3 separate regions of the Mus musculus genome follow, and regions 2 and 3 are each linked to region 1. The links are chromatin loops, found by intact Hi-C in ENCODE. Cell type or tissue: heart. All regions are shown on one strand.

The links. Peaks named below come from ENCODE experiments on the same cell type or tissue, not always from the same donor. Only the 100,000 strongest peaks of a DNase experiment are listed, where the experiment ranks them.
Region 2: it touches region 1 in a loop (2.8-fold over the local background); 19 of 42 quality-filtered maps call a loop at or near these places.
Region 3: a loop joins it to region 1, with 5 times the contacts of the local background. A loop is called at or near these places in 7 of 42 quality-filtered maps.

What each region holds. Positions count from the first base shown.
Region 1 is chr12:59,216,234-59,224,233 of GRCm38, forward strand. Fbxo33 (F-box protein 33) reads right to left here and starts at 3,250. Exons shown (of 4, transcript NM_001033156.4): 1 at 2,627-3,250. The coding sequence starts at 3,246. In heart, a CTCF peak has its summit at 3,937; DNase peaks (open chromatin) are centred at 2,598 and 3,578; H3K4me3 peaks cover 3,049 bases; H3K27ac peaks cover 1,957 bases.
Region 2 is chr12:59,055,769-59,063,768 of GRCm38, forward strand. It overlaps Trappc6b (trafficking protein particle complex 6B), which reads right to left and starts at 5,704. Exons shown (of 6, transcript NM_030057.3): 1 at 5,388-5,704. The coding sequence starts at 5,468. In heart, CTCF peaks have their summits at 4,248 (motif pointing left) and 5,250; a DNase peak (open chromatin) is centred at 5,683; H3K4me3 peaks cover 1,626 bases; H3K27ac peaks cover 1,417 bases.
Region 3 is chr12:57,227,825-57,235,824 of GRCm38, forward strand. Prps1l3 (phosphoribosyl pyrophosphate synthetase 1-like 3) reads left to right here and starts at 2,588. Exons shown (of 2, transcript NM_001037746.3): 1 at 2,588-2,787. Mipol1 (mirror-image polydactyly 1) reads left to right here and starts at 2,601. Exons shown (of 10, transcript NM_001164370.1): 1 at 2,601-2,787. In heart, CTCF peaks have their summits at 2,879, 3,434 and 5,758 (motif pointing right); a DNase peak (open chromatin) is centred at 2,687; H3K4me3 peaks cover 2,150 bases; H3K27ac peaks cover 1,430 bases.

The sequences.
Region 1 (8,000 bases):
GTTCTTAACACATTCAATACCAGTATGGCAGCCATAATCACTCTGACAAATCAAAACAAGCCAACTGTTATTCTCTCAGAAGATCAGTACCACTGATTATACCCTACAACTCTAGGTTAGCATAGCTCTTTTCCTGTGGGGCATGACTATGCATTGAGTAAGGCAATTCAGCACAAAGCCCGGAAGCGGAATGGCTGATACACTTCTGCTTAAAAAATGGCAGAAATCATAAAGCAAGAGCATTATAAATGAAAAGAATGTATGTTTACACTTCTTATTAGTTATTAAGTTTTTGGCGTACAGGAAGCACTCGGTTCAGTTCCCAGCAGCACTTAAACTGGCAGTGGTTGAACACACTTGTACTTCAACACTAGAAAAACAACAAAAAAACTTCTAAGTGACATTGTTAATACACTGTTTTAGGGTTGTAGTTTTTAATCACAGAGTCACAAGTGTCACTAATAGTTAAAAGCACCTATCAACTAAGCCACACCCCAGTCCAATATGATTTAATTTAAAAAGAGACAACATCAGTACAAATACGAATGTCCATAGTGAACACGCTACTAGGCACCACAGTGTACTCTCTCGTGGACAACCAACAGCTGTGAGCAGAAGTGAAAGCAGACTCAGAAGGGCAGACACACAGGGTTTCACAAACAAGTTACATTAGGATAGAAACTTAAATGGTAAGGATGAAAGAAAAAGAATTAAAGACAAAATGTGGTACAGTACTGTTGTGTATATATGCTATAGATCCATCCATAGATGATTAAAATACCAAAAAGAACTAGGCACTGAGAAGTTCTTACTTGAATCAAAGGCACTATGCCCTCCCTCCCGACTTTTTTTTTTTTTTTTTTTCAGGGCTGGTTGATTACAGAACAAATCAGCTGGTCTCTAGCTATGCTCAACTTTGAGAAAGCCCCGAACCTGATTAAGAAAAATTTTAGCTTTGGTTATCTTAACAGATAAAATCAAAGCAAGGAAGTGGAATGGGTTCACGTGAAAGCTTAGGAAACAGGGCACTGGAAAAAATGGAGCCTTGTTCCCATAAATAATTTTTTTTCTTTTTTTTTGATTTTTTAAGACAGGGTTTCTCTGTGTGGCCCTGGCTGTCCTAGAACTCACTAACTCTGTAGACCAGGCTGGCCTCGAACTCAGAAATTCACCTGCCTCTGCCTCCCAAGTTCTGGGATTAAAGACGTGCACCACCACACCAGGTCTTGTTTTGTTTCTTGAGGCAGGAGTTCACAAAGCACATGCTGGCCTTGAACTTGCTCTGCACAAGATGATGACCTTGAACTCACTTAAGCTCCCTGCCTCTAGCTCCCAGGTCCCGGGATTCCAGATCTGTATCATGCCTGGCTTCCATACACAATGAGGCTAGAATACTTACAGTTTAACCTATTTGAAGCAGGGTTTCTCTGTGAAACCCTGGCTTTCCTGGAACTCACTCTGTAGTCCAGGTTGTCCTCAAAGGCAGAGATCCTCCTGCCTTTGCCTCCCAAGCTCTAGCTTTAAAGGCGTGTGCTGCCACCACCCTGCTTAAACTCTTGATTTAATTATAGATCACGAAAATATGTATGACACATATGACTTAGTATTAATCACAATCTATTCTCAACTCTATTTAACATAAAGATGGTGGGATATAGATTGTGGAAGGAAGGACACTGCTTAGAGGAAAACTGCCACACAACAGCATGTACATCACTTGACCTAGTAAGCACCCAGTTCTGCTCTCTACAGTACAATATTTTCTGCCCTGACCCTAGCAGTGTTGGAATGTCCAATCACTAATAATTATTTGTAAACTGCTGCAATTATTTTTCTTCCAAATTAAGAGTGACATTGTAAGTTTGGAATGAATATCCAGATAAAGAAAATATAAATATGGTTTGGCAGGCACTAGACTTTCATAGGGACTCTGTGCTGGAGTCCGAATATGGGCCATGAGCTCTAGGTGGAATTACACTAAAGTCCTGATGCACAATGAGTCTCATACTTAACCCCCACAGTATGCCCAGCTCCTTTATCCCACCCCAAGTTAGGTAGCGTTACTTTTGTGTGAATCACTGGGAGTAAGTCCAGCCTGATGGTGTATGGGATGCGGCTTCAAGTCTGACAATTTTCCTCCCCTAATGATTTTAACTAGCACTCCTCCCAGTCTTTGGACATGGCCCAGGCTAGTAAAACTATTTCAGGTAAGAAAAGGACTGTTAAAGAATTCTTATAGGTTAATTCTTGTAATCATGGACATCAGCAAGGAAACTTACTCACCTCGTCACTATGAATTAATTACCCATCACCAATGGTCAAATTCAGAATCAGAAAACCACCTTATTTTTTTGTACAGGCCTCACCCTTAACTCACAACTTTCCCACGCATAAGATAATGGCATTGCCCAGCAGCTCTAGCCCATGGACAAGAACGGATGAATGAAAGCATGCCTGAGACGCTCCAGGAGTCCCGTTATCACCTCTTCTGTCTCCGGAAATAGTCTGGTCAGGAACGGATAGCTGCACCTACACAAGGCCATCCTGAGGCCGGCCGGCACACCCCACGGGATCTTTCCCAAGGCCAGCGGAAGGCCAGACCCTCTCGGTCCCCACGCAAGCCTACCTGTTGTTCCGGATGCTGAGCAGCACGCACAACACCAGCTCCAAGTAGATGCGCAGTACTTCCAGCCAGCGGGAGGAGAGCTGCAGGGCCTCCCCGTCTTCCCCTCCGGTGCCCGTGTCGGTGCCGCCGCCGCTACCGCCGTCGCCCGGGCCGCCGCCTCCGCTCAGATAATTCTCCGCGGCGAACTCAACCCGCAGCTCCCGCACGAACCAGCCGCACTTGCGCATGAGGAACTCTAGCCGCGGCTGCTCCGCGGGCGAGACGCGGAGGCAGATGCGGAGCTGGGGCCACAGCGCTGGGTAGAAGAGGCACTCCCGCCAGTGCGAGCAGGAGGCCGAGGCCCGCAGCCGGTCGGGCGCCGGCAGAAAGGAGAAGATGTGCACGATGAGCTCGCTGGGCAGCGACGCGGCGCCGGCCGCCTGCCCGCACAGAGCCATCCGGCTCGGCCGCCGGCCGCCCGTCCCCGGCCGCCTGCGCAGTCCTCGCAGCAGCCCCCGCAGCCGGCGCAGCTGCAGCAGCCGCAGCCGCTGCCGCCGCCGCCACCGCACCAACCGGGCGGCCCCGGCTCGGGTTCGCGCTCCCGGCGGTCGGGGTTGCGGCACTGACAAGAACAACAACATCAATGACAAGGAAGAAGGGGGCGGAACCGTCGTGCGCCTCGGCGGAACCAAGTGCACTCGGACCGGCTGAGAGGGGGGAAAAGCTGGCGCGGGGAGGCCTGCACGCCGCTGACTTTCCGTACCGCAAGCAAGTGCTCCCCGGCCGGCCCGGGCAACGACCTCGAAATCCTCTCTCGAACGGACCAGGGATGCGGAGGCGACCGCGCTGCTTCCGAGGAAACCGTGGTTCTCCCGGTACCCGGACGCGGAGGCTCGGTAGTGGTAGGGACTGAGAGTGACGTCACGGCGACGGGCGGAGCCTGGCGCGGCTTTGCGAGACTTCCGGAACCGGGGGAGCTCCTGGTTGCCTGGATCGCGCGGCACGTGACCGTTGACGTCAGCGACCCGGGGCGGGGCTAGAGGCGTGGGGGCGGGGCCACTCTGGGCGTCCCTCGCCGGGTAGGTCTGGCCCTTGCAGCGTGCTCGAGGCGGAACCCCGGCGTGCTGCGCTAAGTCCCGACGCTTTCTCATTCGCTGGGCTGAGGTCGCGGCGCCCGAGGGCTCGCACGCCGGCTTCTTTTTACATCTTGTTCAGAGCAGGACAAAATCGGCTTCCCAGGAAAGGCGGATCGTGGCGGCACGCGGACCTTCCTCTTCCGACGTGCGGAGGCCGCACACGCCCCATTGCTGAACCAGTGACGGCAGCGCCACCTTTCGTCTTTAGAGGGGCAGGAAAAAAATGGCTAACGATTTTCATCTTGAGGGCTGGTACCCAGACTTAAATGCTCTCTGAACCCTTGTCTGCAAAAGTTCTGTATAATTAGTATGTTTTATTAATAGCTAACGATCACTTAGTGGTAACATCAAATTAGGAAGTTAAGACAGGTTTTAATTTTCAGTTTCTTAAAGTCATTGAAGTGTTTGTGAAGAGAGCTGTGGATACCTCTTCAGTGTACCACTGTACTTCTGTAACAACACACCCCTGTATACAAAAGTAACATGGATGAAATAAAGTAGCTATTTTGATAGTCTCTGATACTCCTACAAATAAGTTGGAGAGGAGAGCTTTTCTTTAGTTTGGTGCCCCCAAAGAAAGGGATTTTAAAAACAGCCCTTCACGTTCTCAGCATGCGAAGTATCTCAGTCAAATTGTAGGAAGCAGCGATATCTAAAGGGTTAAGAGATTTTTTTTTTCTTTTCGTTTTTCGAGACAGTTTCTCTGTGTAGCCCTGGCTGTCCTGGAACTCACTTTGTAGACCAGGCTGGCCTCGAACTCAGAAATCTGCCTGCCTCTGCCTCCCGAGTGCTGGGATTAAAGGCGTGTGCCACCACGCCCGGCGTGGTTAAGAAATTTTATGTCTGCTGCTTCAAACCACACTAAGAAACTAGCTAGTCTAGATATCTTTAGCTCTGTGATGTAACAGCAGACCTTCTGTCACATTTCTTTTATACAGTTTGGTGTCACGAACCTAGTAAACTACCAATAATAGTATTTTTTTGTTTTTGTTTTTGGTTTTTGTTTTTTGTTTTTTGAGACAGGGTTTCTCTGTATAGCTCTGGCTGTCCTGGAACTCACTTTGTAGACCAGGCTGGCCTCGAACTTGGAAATCCGCCTGCGTCTGCTTCCCGAGTACTGGGATTAAAGGCATGTGCCACCACGCCCGGCTCAATAATAGTATTCTTTTACCTCTAAATTTACATCAGCTCAGTTGGTACTTTGAATAAAAAATGTATTCCAGGTAGGTCATTTCTTTGAACCCTTGTCTGTAAAATTCTATGTAATTACCGTTTTATAAGCATTCAATGAACATTAAGTGGTAACAGTAAATCAGGGAATTAAGACTTGGATTTGGACTTCAGTTTCAAAGTCATTTAAGTATTTTGAAGAGAGCCGTAGACTTCTGGAGCTCCACTTTAGTTTACACCTCTGTTATGGCTATTCTTGGATGCCAGTGTGACTATATCTGGAATGAAGTACAATCCAGAAATGGAGGGCAAACTTGTGAAAGATATTCTGCTTGGTTTGAAGTGGGTAGATTTACTTCTAGTTGGGACCTTTGAGGTGAAAGACAAGCCTGATTTGGATCTTGAGACAGGAAGACACACCTTTAACCTGGGCCACATCTTCTGTTGGAAGTCTACATGTGGGGCTGGAGAGATGGTTAAGAGCACTGCCTGCTCTTCCAGACGACCTGAGTTCAATTCCCAGCAACCACATGGTAGTTCCCAACCATCTGTAATGGGATCCGATGCCCTTTTCTGGTGTGTGTGAAGATAGCTGCAGTGTACTTACATACATGAGGTAAATAAATAACTCAATCTTTAGCCAGGCAGTGGTGGCACACACCTTTAATCCTAGCACTTGGAAGGCTAGGTAGCACTTGGTAGGTGGATTTCTGAGTTCAAGGCCAGCCTGGTCTACAGAGTGAGTTCCAGGACAGCCAGGGCTACACAGAGAAACCCTGTCTCGAAAAACCAAACTAAAAAAAAAAAAAAAAAAAGAAAGAAAGTCTATATAACTTGGAAGATTGGAAGAAGAAAGGTTCTGCTCTTTGCCTGAGTGCTTTCTCTTGTAGCGCATTCATTTTTTCCCTGGCTTTGGAGCCTACTTTGGAATTCCAGAATATACAGACACCCAGTTGAGACACTTCCAGCCTTGTGGGACTGAACAGCTACTAAATTCTTGGACTTCCCATTCACAGCTAGCCATTGTTGGATTAGCTACACTGTAGTCTGTAAGTCTTCCCAATAAATTCCATATATATGGAATATATATAAGGTCTGTGACTCTAGAGAACTCTGACTAATACAACCTCTATAAAAACAAATTACATCACAGGTGGCAAAAATATTTGAATATTTACTAACATTCCATATTTAAATTAAATTATTTCCCAAAATAGGTTTTATAGATGCTTTGTACAAACCAGGATCCAATTAAGGGCCACACTTGCATTTCTTTATGTAATTTAAAAGTTTATTTTCCTCCATTAAATAATCTGGGAAGTATTTTTGCTTTTTTCCTTAAATGTCCTCCTCTTCCTCTAGCCATACACTTAGTAGGTCTGACAACAATTCATGATTCTTGCCTAAATCAGTGTTCAAATGGTAGTAACTTTCTTTTCCATCATTGCATCTACAGTTATTAGTTTGCATTATTCTGTTGAAGAATAGAAAATTACTGGCCTCTTGTGAAAACATGAATTTTTTACCTCGGAGCCCACCCCCTCCCATCTAGAGATTGTAACACTCCTAAACTTTTCACCCCAAAACTCCTCACCCTAAAGTTCGAACCCTCCCAACTAAAAACTGTTCCAAGAACATTTTTGAGATAAAGGCCTCCTAGAACAACCTCAAAATGAACCAGGTACTCCTTAGTTACGTAGGTTCCTTGATAGGACATGACTCCTTAGTTACGTAGATTCCTTTGGCAGAACTCCCTAGTGATGTAAACTTGTACTTTCCCTGCCCAGTTCTCCCCCTTTGAGTTTTACTATATAAGCCTGTAAAAAATTTTTGCTGACCGTCGATTCTCCTCTACACCACTAGGTGCCGCTAGGTGTATGAGTTTCGACCCCAGAGCTCTGTGCTTTCATGTTGCTGCTTTATTTCGACCCCAGAGCTCTGGTCTGTGTGCTTTCATGTCGCTGCTTTATTAAATCTTGCCTTCTACATTTTATGTATGGTCTCAGTGTCTTCTTGGGTACGCGGCTGTCCCGGGACTTGAGTGTCTGAGTGAGGGTCTCCCCTCGAGGGTCTTTCATTTGGTGCATTGGCCGGGAAACAGCGCGACCACCCAGAGGTCCTAGACCCACTTAGAGGTAAGATTCTTTGTTCTGTTTTGGTCTGATGTCTGTGTTCTGATGTCTGTGTTCTGTTTCTAAGTCTGGTGCGATCGCAGTTTCAGTTTTGCGGACGCTCAGTGAGACCGCGCTCCGAGAGGGAGTGCGGGGTGGATAAGGATAGACGTGTCCAGGTGTCCACCGTCCGTTCACCCTGGGAGACGTCCCAGGAGGAACAGGGGAGGATCAGGGACGCCTGGTGGACCCCTTTGAAGGCCAAGAGACCATTTGGGGTTGCGAGATCGTGGGTTAGAGTCCCACCTCGTGCCCAGTTGCGAGATCGTGGGTTCGAGTCCCACCTCGCGTTTTGTTGCGAGATCGTGGGTTTGAGTCCCACCTCGCACCTTGTTGCGAGACCGTGGGTTCGAGTCCCGCCTCGCGTCTGGTCACGGGATCGTGGGTTCGAGTCCCACCTCGTGCAGAGGGTCTCAATCGGCCGGCCTTGGAGAGGCCATCTGATTCTTCTGGTTTCTTTTTTGTCTTAGTCTCGTGTCCGCTCTTGTTGTGACTACTGTTTTTCTAGAAATGGGACAATCTGTGTCCACTCCCCTTTCTCTGACTCTGGAGCATTGGAAGGAGGTGCGGGTCAGAGCCCACAACCAGTCGGTGGAGGTCAGAAAGGGTCAGTGGCAGACCTTTTGCGCCTCCGAGTGGCCAACGTTTGGAGTAGGCTGGCCACCTAAGGGTGCTTTTGACTTGTCACTAATCGCCGCCGTCAGGCAAATTGTTTTTCAGGAGAAAGGGAGTCGATGTGGAATCTGACCCCGTCAGGAAATAGCATTTGGCTTGGCTGGTTGTACAAGTCCAGGCGTGGACGAGTGTGCTTAGAGATACTGGTGTCTTCTTTTTCTCTGTTGCTATCTTGTTTTTGTTTGTGGTTTTTGTCATGAGACACAGACACTGTATGTCAGAGGTAAAGTGAGATCCCTCCCT
Region 2 (8,000 bases), 160 kb before region 1:
CTTGATCTGCTAAATGGGCATAGTATTAAACCAATTCCTAATGAGTCATTGTAAGACCCCAACTCAATGTGTTTCTTAGACCCCTAGAAATGAAGCCCAGCATGGAGTTCTTTGGCCTTCAGCCTGAGAGATGAGCTGTAATTCACCACCCCCATTCTTATGATGTTTACTCAGCTTCCCCATTTTTTTGGGGGGGGGGGGGGATAGGCGCTTTGAGACAGGGTTTCTTTGTGTAGTCCTGGCTGTCCTGGAACTCACTCTGTAGACCAGGCTGGCCTCGAACTCAGAAATCCGCCTGCCTCTGCCTCCCAAGTGCTGGGATCAAAGGCATGCGCCACCACGCCCAGCTGCAGTTTATTCTTTAAAAACCCTCGATTGCAACTGCTGGGGGTCGATGTCCTCTGCCCCTGAGTGGGTTACGAGCTCGGCCTCAGCAGGCTGATATCCGAATAAACCTCATGCGATATTGCGGTTTCTCTCGAGTTATTGGGGCGTCGGCTCATCCCGGGACATGAGCGAGAGTCTCCCCAGAAACGGCGGTCTTTCATCATGTTTATATCCATAAATGAAGGCATCTCGCAAACCCTCAACAGAAAGGTTCCTGTTTGTAGAGAGGGTGATTAACACAGAGACTCACTCTGGGCACCAGGAGGAGACTAAGAGACTGCATATCACTGAGCACCACACAGGACATCTATACCAGATACCCTCCCGCTTTAAGAGTGAGGAATGATTGCAGAAGAGGAAGCAGAAAGAGCCTAAGAAATGCCACATCAACTTCACCTGGCAAGAGTCTCCCAAAGGACAGTAACAAGCCAGAAAGACAAACAGCACATATTCCTTCTCATCTAAGGCTGCTTGCTAGCTCCAAGTCTTTAGATATGGAGTGGAGTTCTCGCCCCTCATCAAGGAAACTTTGCAACAGACTAAGATCATCACAGAAAAACACAACAGTTCAAAATGCAGAGTGGTAGAGCCCAGTCCCAACTGATACAGCTACAACACAACTCCTGCACCTGAGACTCAGAGAAAAGATGAAGGTGGGAAAGAAAGATTTTAAAAGCCAGACCAACAGGAAGTTAGCTGTGAGATTGTGTTTCCTAGAAATGTCAGAAGCTACACCCGTGAAGTCTCCCCAACATGGCTGCCTAAATATGACCCGAATAAGGATGACACCAGTAGACATGCTAATGTGGAAAAGGGAAAGCTCACAAGGCCTCAACCCTAGACAAAGAACTACAGGCGACTAAAGAATACTGAGAGCAGGAGAAACAATCTATTGTAGAATCATCCAGGAACACATTTATTATCAGGAAACACAGGTTTATATAAAACTCCAATCCTATGATTTATCACCCATGCCCAAAAGGAACGTAGAGCGGGAAAGGGATCCCTTCATTCACTTCCAGGGCACAGCTCACCATGGGGACAGCAAGGCTGGGACTCAACAAAGGAGCCATGGAAGAATTAGTGTCCAGCTTGCTCACTCACAGGCTAGCTAGCTTTCTTATACAGCCCAGGACTACCTCAGTAGGGATGGTGCCACCCACAGTGGACTGGGCTCTCCTGCATCAACTAAATTCCAAGCCTGGCAGTGGTGGCTCATGCCTTTAATCCCAGCACTTGGGCGACAGAGGCGGGTGAATTTCTGAGTTCGAGGCCAATGTGGTCTACAGAGTGAGTTCCAGAACAGCCAGGGCTACACAGAGAAACCCTGTCTCAAAAAACTAATACATACATACATACATATCCACAGCCCAGTCTAATACAGGCAATTCTTCAATACAGGCTTGAAACTCAGATAACTCTAGGTTGTGTCTAGAATTAATTAGGACAGCCGGTAAAGGCTGATTACAGCCAATCCTAACAAACCTGAGTTTAATTCCCAGGACCCATGGGGTGGAGAGAACCAATTCCTGAAAGCTGCCATTTGACATGTGTGTCATAGAACGGGGGGGGGGGGGGTGCATACCCACAAATAACAAATATTTTTAGAATGACATATAACCCTGTCAAATGTATGTTATATATAAAACATATCTCTCTCTCTCTCACACACACAGACACACACACACACACACACACACACACATAAGAGAAATGGCTCAGCAGTTAAATCTACTGACTGCCCTTCCAGAGGACCTTGGTTAAATTGCCAGCTACCACATAATGGCTCACAACAACATGTAACTCCAGTCCCAGGGGATCTGATGACATCTTCTGGCCTTCTCAGGCACAAGGCATGCATATGGTGCACATACAAGCAGGGGAGAAAAAACAAAATCCAACCAAACAACCAAAAAACCCATACACAGAAGATAAATAAGCAAAAGTTCTAAAGCGTATGTTTTGAAAATGAGGTAGGCTCATGCTTCTGTCGTGTAGCACTGTGGAGCTTCTGCCCGTCAGCCAGCCCCTTTTCTAAGTTACTGAAAGCTTTTCTTTTACTTTTTTTTTTTTTAAAGATTATTTATTTATTTATTTATTATATGTGCGTACACTGTAGCTGTTTTCAGACACTCCAGAAAAGGGCATCAGATTTTTTGTTACGGATGGTTGTGAGCCACCATGTGGTTGCTGGGGTTTGAACTCAGGACCTTTGGAAGAGCAGTCGGTGCTCTTAACCTCTGAGCCATCTCACCAGCCCTCTTTTACTTATCTATTTCTTAGTTACTGGCTTTCCCAGGTACTCTGGGCTTTTTCACGATTTTCTGAAGCCCCTGCCCTCTTTCTTTCCTCTCCCTTCCCTTCCCCCCCTTCTCGTTTTTTCAGTTCCCTTCTCCTGGCAGCAGCTGACACAGCTTGCCCATCAAGGTGTTTTTCTCATATATCTACCCCAAGCTTAAAACAACAGCAGGGAACTAAGACACATGAGTCAGCCTTTAAGAGCTCTGGCTGCTCTTCCAGAGGATCTGGGTTCAATCCCTAGCACCGACATGGCAACTCACCATCATCCGTGATTTCAGTTCTGGGGGATCTGATGCCTTCTTCTAGCCTCCTCAGGCATAGATATGATGCATAGACATACAAACACACACACATGCATACACACACACAAGTTAAACATCCATGCATATTAAAAAAAAAACAACTTTAATTAGAAGAAGAAAAAAGTCAGTGAGATGGCTCACTGGATAAAGGTGCTGAATTCTTTGTTACCGAGACTAAAACCTGCCCTTGATCCCTGGAACTCAAGTGACAGAAGTAGACAACTGACAAGTTCTTTCACCTCCACCTTTCTGCCCTGCTCAAGGACCAGGAACAAAACATCCCTCCAGCCCCAAAATAACATTTTTTTAAAGGTTTGTTTTAAGTTAAAGAAAAGGTAACAAAAACAGAATCACAGAATTTACTGTCACCTGATAATAATATAAGGACCAAAACAGTATGTAGAAACAGGTGTTTCTGACTGTGCCCCCAATAGATAAGATGCCTTTAAAAACACTGTATCGCCTTCTCACCCACTGGTTTCCTTGACCATTTCTACCTGGAAACACTTTGTAGCAGATGGATATTTTGAGTATGATGAGACCTTGCTGTGTTTTTCACTCTGAGAATGTTTTCCGCATCATCTGATGGAGTTCCATGTATTCATCAAAGGCAATAACAGCATGCTGTCTGCTCTATCTGCATACTTGCTCATACAGCCGAGCCTGAGTCTCAGGTCTCCTTGGAGATCTCTGAAGATGAGGGTGATGAGCTGCACCATCACCGTCAGCACCTCTGGGTCCGGCCATGGAATGCTGCAGTGGAAGTCACAGAGACCACTGGAATAGGAAAGTCACCTCAGAAGGTAACTTTAAGTTTCTTTCTAATTCCAGGTGTTATGGTGGTGCTCGCCTTTAATCCCAGCACTCCTGAGACAGGCAGATCTCTGTGAGATCAAGGTGAGCCTGGCCAACATAAGGAGTTAAAGCCAGCCAGGCATACAGGATGAAACCCTCTCTCAGTAATAATCATAATCTTTGCTCTCTATTCAGTTTTCCCCTCCCAACTAGAAATACATTTCAATAGGTAAGCCATTCACAACCTTTGGGTATTTTCTTTTTCTTAATTTTTAAAAGGATTTGTTGTGGGTAGAACCTTATTTTGGGCTAACCCACTTAAAAGTCAATAAAAGGGGCCTGGAGAGATGGCTTAGCAGTTAAGAGCACTGACTGCTCTTTCAGTGGTCCTGAGTTCAATTCCCAGCAACCACATGGTGGCTCACAACCATTTGTAATGGGATCAGATGCCCTCTACTGGTGTGTCTGAGACAGCTATATTTATATACTCATAAATAAAATAAGTAAACTGTTTTAAAAAGAAGTCAATAAAAGGTAGGAAGATTAAAATAATGGCTGAGATTTCATGATAAAAGATGAAGGAATATATTACTAGTTGTTTTGTGTTGGGGAGAGACTAAATGTTAAAGGCAGCTTTAGGCAACTACCAATGATAACACAGTGAAGATGCTGTAACGGGGAGTGGGGGAAGGGTTCTATTGTAGATGGGTGTAATTTGGAATAGAATTTAAGCAGGCTGAAGAGATGGCTCAGCAATTACAAGTACTGGCTGCTCTTCCTGAAGACCTGGGTTCAACTCCCAGTGCCCACAATGGCAGCTCACAACTCTCTGTACTTCCAGTTCCAGGGACTAACTATGAAGCCCTCCTCTGGCCTCTGTTGGCATTTGGCATGCAGGATGCACAGATAGACATGCTGGCAAAATACCCATATACAGAAAGCAGATGTAAAGCACTAGGCATGCTTACTGTTTTCCAGAAGAATCGCGAGAGACTAAGAACTCTCACACTCGATGTAACCTCCAAAAGGATGGGGTTACTTACTGTGGCACTCAACATTAACACCAAACTCCTAAAACCAGTTCTGACATAATGAACACTTAAGTATTTTTAAGTAATTAATTTAAGTGGTTTCATAATTACTGCTGAAAATCTCGCAAAGTTTCCTTGCTTTAACTCCACGGTTCATCAGGCTGTGGCCTTGGAGTTGTGTGCAGTGGTATCCTGAATCAAGAGATGAGAAAGGTATAGTCTCGCTGGGACAGTGGCTAGCTGGCCTCTAAAACTGTTGGAAAATTAAGCAGGAAAGTCACAATCAGCTCTGCAGTTAGACTCTAGGTAAATCTTATCAAGGTCAAGAATAAAGTCCTGTAGCACGCACTCAAAGGAACATACGGGCACGAACACACCACACAGAAGACAAAAAAGGAGATGGATGAGAGATCCCATCTCGGAGGAGGCAGCCGACAGACAGATTATATTCTGTGGGATGCCTCTAGGTGGACCAGCTCGGTCTAAGCTACCGGGCGTCTACGTCAGCAGGGCGGGAGAGGAATGGAGGCAAGTGTCACCGCAGGACCCCAGGGTGCGTGGCGGCACTCACCACTTCCCCCTGCTCGGCGGACTTGTACACTCCGGACACCATCTCGTTATGGAGAAGCAAAAACAACGCCTCGTCCGCCATTTCCCGCCGATCCCTCCAGCGCCGAGTCGGCTCCGATCAGTGCGGGACTCGAGGTTCCCGTTACCCCGCGCCCACCGCACGCCGTGCTCAGCGGCCTACCCGGGTCCTAAGGCCGCGGAAGGCCGCCGTGGACCGCGCCCCTCCCCGGGGCCGCCGCCACTGGGCCCTAGAGACCCTGTGACAGCCCCACACTCTGCCAAGACTATAGCGCTGGGCGTGGAGCCTGAGCCACTTCCGGGCTGGGCTGAGCAACTTCCGGCGTCCTGCTCTACGGTGGGTGGGCTGGTGATTAGCTGCTGCGGCCTGGTCCAGGCTCTCCCAGATGAGGCAGGGTCAGGGGCATAGGGCTAAAGGGTAAAGAACCAAGGGTCTGACTTGAAAGTCTGGCGTGGTGGTTCATATATATAATCCTAGCGTCCTGGGAGATGTAGCAGGAGGATTGCCTTAAGTTGGAGACCAGCATAAATTATAAAAAGAAGCCTCTGTCAAATATATATATTACACATAATATATTATATATGCAATACGTTATATGTTATATAATAGATGTTGTATATATTATATATAACATTATATATATATATATAACATATATATATATATTCTTTTTTTATTTTTTAATTTTTGGCCAGGTGGTTGGTAGTAGCACAAGCCTTTAGTCCCAGGCCTCAGGATGCAGAGGCAGGCAGATCTCTGAGTTCGAGGCCAGCCTAGCTCAATCTAACCTCAAACTTTGAGCTCCTTCAGCTTCTCATGTGCAGGAATTAAAGGCTCGCACCATCACACCGGCTTCTAAACCCTCTTCAGACTACAAATAGCAGATCAGAATACGGTGGATTAAACGAAGTTTACCAAAAAACAAAAACAAAAAAAGCCTAAAAAGCCATCTTGCCTTTGAGGATTCTTGGGAAATGGATTTAAGGGACAATTAGTAGTGGTATAAGAACATAAACCCACAAGACACACTTAAATAGGAAAATATAGTCATTATGAGGACCAGGTAAAAAGTGCTGGCAGAGGCAAGTGGATCTCTTAAGTTTGAGGCTAGCCTGGTGTACAGAGCTAGTTTCTTTTTTGTTTTTTTGTTTTTTTGTGTTTTGGTTTGGTTTGGTTTGGTTCAAGATGGGGTTTCTCTATATAGCCCTGGCTGTCCTGGAACTCACTCGGTAGACTAGGCTGGCTTCAAACTCAGAAATACCACCTGACTCTGCCTCCCAACTGCTGGGATTAAAGGCATGTGCCACCACCACCGGGCCAGAGCTAGTTTTGTTTTGTTTCTTTTCTTTTCTTTTCTTTTCTTGGTTTTTCGAGACAGGGTTTCTCTGTATAGCCCTGGCTGTCTGGAACTCACTCTGTAGACCAGGCTGGCCTCAAACTCAGAAATCTGCCTGCCTCTACTTCCCGAGTGCTGGGATTAGTTTCTTGACAGACAGAGGTACACAAAGAAACCCTGTCTCAATAAAGCAGGAAAAAAAAAAAGGCTGAAGATTTTTTTAAGAAGGTTTATAATAAATTATTATTATATATAAGTACACTGTAGCTGTCTTCAGACGTACCAGAAAATGGTGTCAGATCTCAATACAGATGGTTGTGAGCCACCATGTAGTTGCTGGGATTTTTTTTTTGTTTGTTTGTTTGTTTGTTTGTTTGTTTTTCATGACAGGGTTTCTCTGGAACTCACTCTGTAGACCAGGCTGGCCTCGAACTCAAAAATCCGCCTGCCTCTGCCTCCCAAGTGCTGGGATTAAAGGCGTCGCCATCACGCCCAGCTGGTTGCTGGGATTTGAACTCAGGACCTTTGGAAGACCAGTCGGTGCTCTTACCCACTGAGCCATCTCTCCAGCCCCCAAGACTGAAGATTTTACAGGTGTCACTGAAATGATGTACACAAGAGTCTGTGCTAGAACAATGCCTACAAGTACAAATACGCATGCTTCGTTATAACACGCCCTGTATCAGGGCTGGTCCTGAATTCCTGACCCCTCTACGTCCAACTCCTAAATTCTAGAATTACAGATGTACACCACTGCGTTGTCCTTTACTTTTGTGTGGACATGGGGCATCCAACATGCGAAGCAAATATGTTGATGTTGCTGAAACAGATTAGTCTGGTTGTGTTTGGCTGGTTGGTTGGTTTTGGTTCTGAGGTCCATCTTACATTGGTGTTATACTCAGGGCTTCTACTGTTCCTTCTGCTTTGGACTCTTAGTACTACAAGGGTCACTACTCTGCCAGCTATGTGATTAGTTAGTTCTTTTCTCAGTAATTCATGAAATAGGTATTTCTTCCAATTCTTTCCCTGTCTCCCCTACTAACATTAGTTTTCTCAAATTGGTTACAATAACCTAATGTTACATTATTTCAAAGGAACTTTTAAGTGACAGTTCTATAATTATAATAGTAAGTGTCATGGTTAATATCAGTTTGACAGAATCTAAAATCACTCAGTGGACAAACCTCTGGATTTGTCTGTGGGTTTCCAGATTGGGAAAACTGAGGTGGGGAAGATCCACTCTAAATGTGGCTTACACC
Region 3 (8,000 bases), 2.0 Mb before region 1:
TCCCGAGTGTTGGGATTAAAGGTGTGCCCCGGCTTTTTTTTTTTTTTTTTTAATTTCCACCCATATCGAAGACGCTTCCCCTCCCTCCTCTCTTCTCATTCTCTTCCCTCTTCTCTCCCCTCCCTCTGCAGTCACCCCTCCCTCCTTCCCTTCTCAGAAGAGGGCAGGCCTCCCACAGACAAGCCTTGGCATATCAAGTTGCAGTAAGACTAGGCGCATCTTCTATTGCCAGTAGATGAGGCAGTCCAGTTAGCAGAAAGGCTGGCAGTGTAGGCAGAGACAGTCCTTGCTCCTGCTGTAAGAGTCACACATGAAGACCGTGCTGCATGACTGTTACACATGATCTCTCACTGCTTTTATTCAGGTCCACACTGAGAAAGAGCAGGAAGCAGAACATAAAGATATGAAAAATGTGCCATTTTGTGAGCAAGTTTAAAGCTGCAGACAAGAAATGGCTGCTGACAAAACAGCTGTGATCATTAAAGAGATCTGTGGCACTAAATAGAAATCTACTCTGCACTGGGACAATAGCAAAGGTGTCCTGTGGGTAAGACCCAACCATCAAAGGCTCCAACTTGAGAATTTGCAAATTCATCTGAATGGAGAGAGGGTGAACTGAGAATACCACTCTCTGCATAAAACAAGCACCCATTACAATGTTTTCTCAGATCAGCCTTAAAAGTACACAGTGGCCACTGCACCTCTATTCCAAAATGGCCAAGAACTTGGCAGCTTTGTCTGAGTGGCACTGATTATCAGGCATGAAAGATGCCACATGAAAGATGCTGGTCTCCTCAGCTTTCTGGAACGTTATAGCACAGGCCTGCACAAATCCCTTCACACCTGAAGAGGTCCAGAGAGGCTCTTGTATGACGCTTGGGAGGTGATGTTGGAGATACTACAACTGTGGGACATCCACTGAGGTGCAGGTGTGGATGGAAGGCTACATGACTTATAGGCAAGAGAGCTAGTGCCCACAGGGTTGTGCAAGCTTATTGGAGTCCAAAGAATTCCAGCTGTTGAATATGGAGCTTCAAGATTTTATGTCTGCTGTGCTGAATTTCAGTGTTTTTCTTACTTGATCTTCCCTTGCTATCTTAATCTCTGGAACACTACTGTATACTGAAAGTACACAATTTTTCATTTTATGGGGGCTCATTTTTTTCTTTTTTGTTTTTTTGAGACAGTTTCTCTGTAGCCCTGGCTGTCCTGGAACTCACTTTGTAGACCAGGCTGGCCTTGAGCCCAGAAATCCGCCTGCCTCTGCCTCCCAAGTGCTGGATTAAAGGTGTGTGCCACCACTGCCCTGCTAGGGCTCATTGTTTAGAAGTTAGTGTGGCCTCTTTTTTGGAAACTTTTGCTATGTATCCCAGGCTGTCCTGGAATTCACGTTCACTCTTCAAAGGTTCAGAATTACAGATGTGTACCACCATAATCATATTTTTTTAGTGGTGGTTTGTTTACATAAAAATATGATTCAACTCCGACTAATGTAAAGTAATAAATAAAATTTAAAAATGCATTTAAAGCCTGAATCTGTCACAAGTCACTAGTACTAGTCATTAGTTACATAAATAATGAAACTTTTTCTTTTTAGTATTATGCTCTATTTATTCCAAATAATTTCCATCTGGTCATCTCATCCTTTTTTTCCATGCTTCATTCCTCCTGTCACCTACTTTGTGGAGTATGTGGCACTTCTGAAAGGTGAACCTTTGCTAGAGGAAATGGGTCACTGCTTTTTGGTTATAGAGCCCAGCTCCATTTTCTATTCTCTTGTTTTTTGACTGGATGGCTAGCCACTTTGCCATCCTGCCTTTATTAGCATGGTGGACACGGATCTCGTATTGCTATAAGCCAAAATAAAGTCTTTCACGAACTTTGTCTATTAATTCAGAAAATAAATATAATTTTCTGCTGTGGGTGTAAAAAATTACTATTATTACTGTTACCCCAGCATCCAGAAGACTACTTGGCATGTAGTATGCCCTCAATAAATAGATAAGTTAGAGTGACTTCAATAGCTCAACACTAAATTACCAGAGCATCAGTGGCTAGGGTGGGGTGCAGGAGTTCTAGATTAGATAGGGCAGCATAGGGACACTACTTCTCTTTCTTTAAAAGGAGAAAAATATTCGAATATTATCAGCTATATCATCTAATAGAATTCCACATTACTCCTATACTTCGCTTTAAAAATATCCCTGGCGTTCAGCCCTTTCTTTTAAGTTCTGCGATTGAACATTCTGAGTACACCCTTTCTAGTCCTGAAGTCAAAATGTCACCAGCCTTAAAGCTTTTCTGAAACCATTGGCCGATGTCTAAGTCTCACTCTGGCTCACTTCGCAGGACCTTTCCTTCTGTCCCCGCAAAGCACTGCGCACAGAAGGAAACCACTGCCCAGTGAAGATACTCCATGGGATGAGCCCGAGAACCACACATTTCCCCAGTTAGCGCGCACTGGTTGTCAGCTCCTCCCACAGAACGCGACCTCGAGGTCGCCTTCCTTTCCAGCAGCCCGGAACCATCCTTGAGCCCTCCAGCTCGCCGGAAGCCCCGCCCCGTCCCGCCCCGCCCCGCGGCAGCCAGCGGACTCGCGCATGCTCGCTGCGCGCAGCCTCGTCCCCGCGTGCTCTCGCGCGCTTCCTCTCGCCCGCTCTGCTCTTTTTGGTTACTCAGGGGCACGCGCAGCGTTTCGCGCGACGATTGGCTGCCTCGGTGGCGGCGCCACAGGACCGGGCAACTACGCGAGCGGAGTGGGCGCTTAAGGATCCCGCGGCTCCTCAGGTAACGGCGTGGACCGGGAGCGGCTGGGGGAGGGGGGAGAACCTCAGGGTGGCCTGCAGCCCGCCCGGGACTTCCGGCCGCGGCCCCTGGAGGTGCAGGAGCGCTGCGTGGCCCGCGTCGCGGCGTCCTCAGGTGACAACACCGCTCCTTCTCCAGGTTTCGGCCTCATGGCGTCATAGTCTTTCAAAAGTTAAGAAGGGACGAACAATGACTCGGAAGTGTGGGCTGTTTTTCCTCTAAGCTTTGACGAGTTAGGGTTTCAGTCCTGGCGGGACCGCGGATCCACTCTGTGCTTTTGCGGGACACTTGAGCGATTCACAGTTCTCACCCTTCAAAGTGCGAGCAAAAACCCCAGTGTAGTTCAGTATGCCCGGCGCCTACATTAGTAAGATGCAGCTGCAAACTCTGCCTTCACTACATTCAAGATTTGGCTTTTCTTTTTTTTCTTTTTCTTTTTGGTTTTTTTTTCGAGACAGGGTTTCTTTGTATAGCCCTGGCTGTCCTGGAGCTCACTTTGTAGACCAGGCTGGCCTCGAACTCAGAAATCCGCCTGCCTCTGCCTCCCGAGTGCTGGGATTAAAGGTGTGCGCCACCATCGCCCGGCCAAGAGCTGGCTTTTCTAACTGGAGGATGACACCACCCAGTGGTATTGGTGAAGTACTTGAAGTTGGACACTACAAGATAGAAGAATAGACTAGGTTTCTAAGAGAATAGGCCTTTGGAAGGGCTCCTTGAGCGTTTTGATGTCCGTTAATTCCCGATGGTGGTAGACAGCTAAAGAAGGACAGTTTTAACCTGTCTCACGAGTTACCTCACTTTGCAAAGTTTCGTATTGCCATCTGGAATGAACCTCACATCAAAGGACAGTTAGTTACATAATCATTACATAGGCTATCATCCCGTACCTCAATGTGCCTCAAACTAGAGTGACTTGAGAGGAGGGTAGTTAAAGGAGGAATTGCCTCCATCAGATTGGGAACATTTTCTTGATTAATGATTGATATGAGAGGGCCCAGATCACTGGGTTTTTTCAGCCCCAGGCAGGTTGGACCGCAGTTGTTAAGGAAGCAAACCAAGCATGCTATGGAGAGCAAGCCAGTAAGCAAGGTTACTCCCTGGTCTCTGCTTCAGTTCCTGTTTCCAGGTTCCAGCCTTGAGCTCTTTGCCTTGTTGCCCTGGATGGCGATGGATGCTGACCCTCCACTATGTTTGTTTTTGGTCATGGTAGTCTTGTCAAATTGAAAGAAACCAACCTAGATCCAATCCTATGAAAATAATATAGCAATATATATATGTATATACTTTAAAGATTTATGTATGTGAATAAACTGTTGCTCTCTTTAGACACACCATAAGAGGGCATCAGATCCTATTACAAATGGTTGTGAGCTACCATGTAGTTGTTAGGAATTGAACTCAGGACTTCTGGAAGAGTCAGTGCGTTTAACCACTGAGCCATCTCTACAGCCCAAGCAATATATTTATTTAATGGAGGCAAAGTTTGTAAAAGTGAGATAATATGAATTATTTCACTAGATAAAAGTAATAATGGCAAAACAAATATGAATAGGACATGTACATTATTCTTCAAAGACAGTATAAAATAAAAATCTTTGTGTGATAAGTTTGAAAGCTTAATAAACATACAAAACCATGCTTAAGTCCTGTGTACAATTTATTGCATTTTCATGAAGTATAATTATGTCTTGAAATTTAATTTTAATATATATATAGGTATGTGATATAGTATAAATTTAAAGTACTGCATTAGATTTGTGTATGTACATTGAGATTGCTTTCATTATGTGTAATATGTGTACAGTTTAGAAATAACTAGACTATAACAGGGTTCAGTTTACTGTAGTTTATAATCTTGAATATTCTTCTTGTTTCTTCTTTAAACATACCAACATCTGTCTCCGTCTTTTTCTTAAGACATTCTCTTTTGAGTCTGGCTGTTTGAGAAGTTGCTATGTAGACCAAGCTGAACTTGAACTCAGGGAAATTATCCTGCCTCTGCCTCCCAAGTGCTGGGATTAAATGAGGGCACCACCCCACAGGGCTTCTTTGTATTTTATCTTGAGGATTTTGAAGACTACCATGACCAAAAACAAACATAGTGGAGGGTCAGCATCCATCGCCATCCAGGGCAACAAGGCAAAGAGCTCAAAATCCTTCTTTGTATTTTATCTTGTGGAATGAACTTTGAAAAATAGAAAAAAACTTGATAATAACTTTTAAAATCTTTATTGTGAAATAATTCATATAGAAAGAAGTATATAAAACATGGACTTTTTAATTCCTTATTCAAATGAATAATCACTAAAACTTCTTACTAATCTGTTTGTAGCTGTTTATAAAATATATCTGCACAAGTGATATGGATTTGTCAGTGGATGGATTGTTTTATATGTGCCTTATTAATGCTGTTGCTCAAATCTCTAATAACAATTTGTATATCTAATGTGTTTTAGTAGTAATAAGTGCTGACAATTTGCTACATGTTAAAACTCCTTTTGTAATAATGAAGACTATTTCTCCCTGGATACACACCCACCCAGCCATCCACATATACATATATACACACACATATGCACACATACATACATATGTATATGTACATATCTAATTTTTGAGGTCATGCTATTCATAGTATACAGCTTTATGATTAATCTATCTTTCTGTAAGCCAGACATCGTCTTTTATCAGTGACTCAGTTCATCTTTCGTGATACTTTTTGTTTTAAAGCCTTGTCTCATTTCTTTTTTTAAAAAAATAGTTTGTCTTGTTGAGAAGCTGAAAAAAATAGTATATATGGTCTCTGACTTACAATCTTTCACATTAAGATTTTTTGCCTTTGGGATGGTGAGAAACTGATAGTCAGTAGAAGTGCTATCTTGCATTTGTATTTTTTTTTTAGATTTATTTATTTATAACTACACTGTAGCTGTCCTCAGACACTCCAGAAGAGGGCATCAGATCTCATTACAGATGGCTTTGAGCCACCATGTGGTTGCCGAGACCTTAGGAAGAGCAGTCGGCGCTCTTAACTCCTGAGCCATCTCGCCAGCCTCCGCATTTGTATTTTTAATCTTTATTTAGTCTGGGGTAGATACTAATTCATGACACTAGGCAGTGGCTGCAAGCTGCAGTTCCTAGGTGGTATGAGGAGAACCAACAACTAGTGGTTTTTGGTACATTGTGTTCAACTCTGGTATTTGATAGCTTAGGTGTATTGTATGCCTTTTTGATATATTTTTCTGGATGTAATTCATCAGAAATCAAAGAACATCTTTCTAGAATTCTGTATTCCCTGGATAATACTTTTAATGTTAACATAATATTCAATGGTTATAATGGACAAATGTAAAGTACTTCACTAACTAACTATTTTTTTTTTTGTTGTTTTTGTTTTTGTTTTTTTGTTTTTCGAGCCGGGGTTTCTCTGTATAGTCCTGGCTGTCCTGGAACTCACTTTGTAGACCACACTGTCCTAGAACTCAAAAATCCACCTGCCTCTGCCTCCCAAGTGCTGGGATTAAAGGCCTAACTCTTTTTTTTTTTTAAATATTTTTTTTTATTACGTATTTTCCTCAATTACATTTCCAATGCCATCCCAGAAGTCCCCCATACCCTCCCCCCCACTCCCCTACCCATCCATTCCCACTTTTTGGCCCTGGCATTTCCCTGTACTGGGGCATATAAAGTTTGCGTGTCCAATGGGCCTCTCTTTCCAGTGATGGCTGACTAGAAGGCCTAACTCTTATATAAACTATAAATATATTGACTAAACACTGTTGTAATCAGTGAATAATACTTTTTATAAAATTGTAGTCTGGATATAACTAATTTTTTTTTTCTGTTTTAGTCTTTGTATTCTAGGAACCAATCTGGGTAATATATTATATTTTGTTGATGTATTTTTTCTTTCTTTTATTTATTTATTTATTTTTTTATTATTTGAAACAGAATTTCTCTGTGTATCCCTGAGTGCCCAGGAACTGTCTCTGAAGAGCAAATTGGCCTTGAACCTACAGTGATCTTCTTGCCTCTGCCTCCCAAGTGCTGGGAATAAAGGTGTGTGGCACCGTGCCAGACAGCTATCATGTTTCTTAAGTCTTTTCCAACCTCTTCTTTTTTTCTACTTTGATGTAGTTATGCTAGCCATCTTTTGGTTTTCTCGTGTATGATTGCATATATGCTAAGCATTTAAAAATGATGTCTGTGTAGCATGCAAGCCTTGTTGGTGTTTGCAGAGGCCAGAGGAGGGCATTGGCTTCACTGGAACTGGAGTTAAGACTATTGTGAGCTCTCGTGTGGGTGCTGGGAAGTGTACTGGTCCCTTTCTCTTGACTGTTGAGCCATCTCTCCAGCCCCACTGTTGGATATTTTAAAATTCAGTGGATCAGCTTCATGCTCCCAACTAAATAGTTTAGTCTTGGGTGAGTCATCTCACTACTTACATGTTTTTATTGTCCCTTTTGTACTCTGTTGTTTTGAAAGGTGTGTGTGCTTTAACATTCTTTTACTGTTTACCATAGAGATTATGGCGTCCTTTATCCTCTACATGGGCACTGGAATGTGCTAATCTTTTAGTATTGTAAACAGCACTGCAGTTTATATTCTTGTACACACACATTTTGCCTTTTGTAAGAAGTTAGTTTTCTACAAATAAAATTGTGGACTGTTTAGGACAACATTTAATTGGAGCTGCCTTACAGGTTTAGAGGTTCAGTCCATTATGATCAAGGCAAGAACATGGCAGCATCCAGGCAGGCATGATGAAGGCAGAGCTGAAAGTTCTACATCTTCATCTGAGGGCTGCTAGTGGAATACTGGCTCCCAGGTCGCTAGGGCTAGTAAAAGCCCACGCCCACAGTGACACACCTACTCTGACAAGGCCAAACCTCCAAATAGTGCCACTCTAGGCCAAGCATATGCAAACCATGACATGGATTTAAAAAGTTTTCACATTTAAAGCCCTAAGACATGTTTGGGAGAATACTTTTTTTCTTTGAAATATATAAATATTTATAAAGTATAAATATTTAGTTTAAACTTTTTAAGGCAAACTCACACAAAGCCTTCATTAAAACTAGTTGTACTGTATGTAGTCTGTCTTCTTTTCCTGCGCTTGTGCTTAAAGTAAGAGAAACCTTACCACTGCCACCTTCGTATGAGAGTTGCTAACATCAAGCAGGAAAAAGGAAGTC